Regions from separate parts of the Homo sapiens genome. Here region 1 is linked to region 2. Evidence: chromatin loops called from intact Hi-C (ENCODE). Cell type or tissue: endothelial cell of umbilical vein. All regions are shown on one strand.

Evidence for each region. A loop is a pair of places that touch in the nucleus more often than their neighbours do. Peaks named below come from ENCODE experiments on the same cell type or tissue, not always from the same donor. Only the 100,000 strongest peaks of a DNase experiment are listed, where the experiment ranks them.
Region 1: it touches region 2 in a loop (2.9-fold over the local background); 5 of 110 quality-filtered maps call a loop at or near these places.

What each region holds. Positions count from the first base shown.
Region 1 is chr2:171,797,583-171,800,082 of GRCh38, forward strand. The region is part of intron 13 of SLC25A12 (solute carrier family 25 member 12); the gene reads right to left. Among named protein-coding and RNA genes, the nearest start is that of SLC25A12, 95 kb to the right of the region's middle. RefSeq lists an enhancer at 577-1,107. In endothelial cell of umbilical vein, no CTCF peak of the experiment used is centred here; a DNase peak (open chromatin) is centred at 1,009; H3K27ac peaks cover 1,457 bases.
Region 2 is chr2:171,572,715-171,575,214 of GRCh38, forward strand. No RefSeq gene overlaps it. Among named protein-coding and RNA genes, the nearest start is that of CYBRD1, 51 kb to the left of the region's middle. In endothelial cell of umbilical vein, a CTCF peak has its summit at 1,546 (motif pointing right); a DNase peak (open chromatin) is centred at 1,567.

The DNA.
Region 1 (2,500 bases), 220 kb after region 2:
CAATGGCTTCTTTATAGACTAAGTCTTCTCTCGCATATTCTTCTTCATGGTAAATTTGGTAATTTGGCAAATATATTTTTTAAACTGGTTGGCGTTAGTTACTGTGGACCCAAGGTTTTTTAAAAAGCTTATTATATATGAACATCAAAAAACCTAATCAAATATAGCTAGTGACCTGAAATAATCGACACTAAGATATATAAAATTTTAAATTAAATCACAATGATACACAGCTATATAAATGTAAATGGACATTGCTAAATTTGGCATCTTGCTGCTTCTGTTACTAATGCTTACATTAGATAACATACCACTCTATATCATACCTTTGCTGAATTTTTTTCACTCATGAAATCACCAAAATTAGCTTCTAATTCTCTAATTGCTTAAATTTCCCGCCTATTTTTTAAAAGAGATACAAACATTAATACTAAAACAGACTTAGATGCTTTCTATTTTTCAGTATTCTGTTGTCATTTCTTTGTTCTAGAACTGAGTTTAAAAGATACATAAAAGAGAACAAATCTCATTTTGAATGAGGGTTACCCATATATAACAGAAATGGAAAGAATAAAAAACTTCCATTTAATCTTATATCATATGAATTTTTTAATGAGAAAATCAACTAAAGCTGACAGCAAAAGTTAGCGGGGAAAAGGATGTAATTTTGAGATGTCACCATGCCTCCACAGTGCCAAAGGCCGAGGGGCTGTATACAGGATTAGGCCTATTCAACCTTCTGCCCTCTCAATCCTACCCCTGGGGCAAGGTTCACAAAGAGGTTGGAGGCTGGGCCCTGCTTGTGCCAAGTCCTTTGTTTATTTCCTTCTTTGATCTGTTGTCTCCTATAGATTGAAATGATTTCCCTCCAACCACAAAATATCCAATCTAAGCAACTCATTATAAAGTCTTCCCTTATCGAGACTGATGAAAATCTAACTTCAATTTATTTAAGGTCACATCAACTCCAGATGAACACAGTATGTGCGTATAAAATAACCAGATAAACAGTAAAAGTCACAGAACTAGCTGTCACTAGGACTGACTCAAGAGGAACAGGAACAGACAGTGACTCAGCCTTGCACACCACCAACCGTTCATATTTTTGTAAAGCAATAGGAAATGCTATGGTTCTTTCTAAAATAGGATAGTGATAGTTTAAAAGAAATAAATGCAATGTGCTCATTGCTGAGTGATGATATATGCGAGGGTGTTACAAATTAACACTACATATACTCCTAACTAGGGTAAGGGAAGTGCTATGATCCGAATATTGGTGTTTCCCCACAATGCATATGTTGGAACTAATATCCAACATTATAGTATTAAGAAGTAGGGCCTTTTGGGAGGTGATTAAGTCATGATGGTTCTGCCCTAGTGAATGGGATTAGTGCCCTTATAAATGAGGTTGAAGGGAGCTGCCTTGTCTCTCCTACCATGCAAGCACACAGCAGCAAGGTACATGCAAGCACACAGCAGCAAGGTACATGCAAGCACACAGCAGCAAGGTGCCATCTTGGAAGCAGAGAGCAAGCCCTCCCTCACCAGACACTGAATCTGCTGGTACCTTGATCTTGAACTTCCAGCCTCCAGAATTGTGAGCAATAAATTTCTGTTGTTTATAAATTACTCCATCGAAGGTATTTTTTAATAGCAGCCAAAATGAACTAAGACAGCAAGAATGAAAATCCCTGTGTACCTATCATAAGCCACTTTTGACATAAATATATAAGGATTTTCAACTTGTATGCATATCTATATGTGTTCACATAAGTATGTAGGCATAAAGTTGGACTACACTAATTCCTGGGGATGAGAGGTGGAAGAGCTGTTTCCAAACTACTCTTTAGAGATATACAAGCTTGGCTTGCTGAGGAAGACATAGAATTCTTCATCATAAGGAGCTGGCTAGTTACAGATCTTGGCCCCCAGGATTAGTAAATGCTCCGCCTAACATGTGGGCTTTTTGCTTTACCGATATGAAGGGAGGGTGTGTGTATGTGGTGTGTGTAGACACATGCTTAAGCTGAGAAAAAGCATGGGAGAGTTGAAAGATTCTAGGTTTGGAAGACTACTGACCTAGATCGTCATAGATTTTGCATTCGGCATAACCATTCCATTCCCACAACCATGCTCTCTGCCTCACCGAGGTCTTGTGCACTACTAACTCATTTGAGAGCACTATGCAGACTGAAAGCAAGACACAAAGGGAAAGAACGTGTTCTCCAGAAAGTGTGTTCGCATAGGGTTGTGAAAATTCACCTGCAACATTAGCACTTTGCTGAGTAATAAGTTTTGAGTTTCATGACTTCCATCCACTCAGGAGTATATACTCTCTGAAAGAGGTAATGCAGTCAGCTAGGTAAGTTTATCACTAATCTCTGATTCGAGTTTAACAATTAAAAAAGAACAGGTACTTACCAAAGAGACCATTAGAAAGTACCTAAAGGTTAGTCCATTTAGATTTTTTAATATTCTGCTTTGTTAATTTGAAAAGATA
Region 2 (2,500 bases):
ATGCCCAATTCCTTGCCCTGTAACCCTCCAATACTAGTTAGTTCTCACCTATATAAGCTGAGTATTGGATCCAGTGCCACATTAAATGCCCATTATTTGTGTAAGCAGAAGTTGCAGCTTTCTGAGCTTAGAGGCGATGTCATCCAGTGGTTGGAGGAGTTGGTCAAAATGCATGGGTTGGACACCTACCTCCACCATGTATTGCCTGGGGGCTTGGCAGATGTAATTAAGGACCTCAAGGTGAGATCATTCTGGATCAGGTGGGCCCTAAATCCAATGACAAGTGTCCTTCTAAGACAGGAAGACACAACAGAGAGCAGGAGGCCATGTGAAGACAGAAACAGAGATTCACAAGCCAAGGAATGCCTTGGGCCACCAGAAGCTGGAAGAAGGAAGGAACACATTCTCTCTTAGAGCCCCAGAGAGAGCCCAGCCCAGCCCACCTCTTGATTTCAGAGTTCTGGCCTCCAGAACTCTGAGAGAATAAATTTTCGTTTTATTAAGTCACCCAGTTTGTGGTTGTTTGCTACGACAATTCTGGGAAATTAATATGATGGATGGGTCTCACAATCCTAATACTGAAAGAAAAAAATCCAAGTTACAGAAAACACGGATACCATCTCAACAGCGTTTCAGAAACGTGAAACCCGTACATTGTACCGTTTAGGAACACATATGTATCGGCAAAAGCGTAATGAAACAAATGGGAATGATGAACACCAAATTTAGAGAAGTGGAAACTGTAAAGAGAAGGAAGGGAATACAGCTGAGGGGGCACAAAGGCTTCACCTGTTTGGATGGTAATGCGTTTCCCAAGCTGAGTGGCAGAGTCAAGTAGAATCAGTATCATAGGTTTACACCTTTGTGTAGGACTTAACTATTTCATTACAATAAAATTTAAAAGGGAAGAAATGAAAAAGGACAAAAAGGAAGGTTAATAGCACATTGAAGATGGGGGAGCTTCTTTCTTGGATAAACATACAACCATTCAAGGTCAAAGCGGGATGATTTGGTGCATATGTATCTCCTGCTACTTAATAACCAGGTGAAATTCAGTTTGTTAATATTCAGTGTTCTGATGTTGCTTATAAATAATTCCAACAGTAACCTTTTCATTGGAAAAACACCTGTACAGTGCCAACTCTGATTACTCCCTGTGGATATTGCTTAGCTAAAAATTAATATATCATACTTTCTAGAATGACAGACTGTGGGCTGGAATAAGAGAAAACAGTAATTTATAAGATGGAGTAATTATTGGAGGATTCAGGTACCATTTACTGACTTTTTTTCTTTATCCTGAAGCCAACAAAATTATCGAGTCCACATTCTCAGTCTTTTATTAGCCTTTATCTTAGGTTGTCTATCAAAAACAATATTTCTGTGGATTAATAAACACCACAAACACATAATAAACTGCACAGGCCCCTGGTGTTCCTAGGCAATACGTGAGCTAAGCTGAAGACCATCAAAGTGAGCTGGCCAGCGCTTGCTACCTCGGCGTGGCTGAGGCCTCCTCGCTGGCTGCACTACCGATAATATGCACGAGGTGGCAGCAACGTCACGGCCGCCAGCCCGGGGCCTCCACGGGCGACTGAGGCTGCGCAGTTGACTTCCTCATCACCAACAGGGCAGTCTTGGTTTCAAAACCAGATCTGGTTGTTTCTTTGAGCGCTAGGATTTAGACAAACATTGTGATTATTTTCAATTAAAAATTATTCATGCCAAACATACAACCATAATTCGATATCTAGTATAAGTAGCCTTCTCTTTCCTTTTTTTTTCCGGACACTCAATGGTGAAATGCTTCATTACTTTAAAAACATGCCCAGGCCGAACGATGGGGACTCTAAAAAGATCAGCGGTTTGCCAGGGGTTGGGGAGGAGGGAGATGAATAGGTGGAGCACGGAGGATTTTTAAGGCAGTGAAAATACTCTGTATTATAGCATAATGAGTTCTATGTAGTTATAAATTTGTCCAAACACATAGAATGTACACCATAAAGAGTGAACACATAGAATCCCAGCACTTGGGACTAAGGTAAGTTGTGGACTTTGGGTGATAAGGTAACAAATGTACCCTCTGGGGAATGTTGATAAGGGGGGAGGCAGTGCATATGCAGGGCAGGGGTGGGGATATGGGAAATCTGTGTACCTTCTACTCAATTTTGCTGTAAACATAAAACTGCTCTAAAAAAAATAAAATCTTTTAAAAATGCCTATTTCCAAAAGTGTGCTAGGTATGTCAACATTTAAAAAATAATGACAATTATATAGGAAAGGTACCCTGAAAATCTATATCTACAATATTCAAAGAGAAACAGTCTTCCAAATAATTAGCATTTTATGAAGGACAGAATCATTTGACAGCAGGTAAATTACAACTGGCTCCAGCCATCTCTTCTTGTAGGGCATTATTGCTAAAATTCAGAATCAGCTGAGAAATGGCACATCAAGGCTGTGTCTTTCTGTGCCAGATTTGGAAGCTCTGAACCCTTGT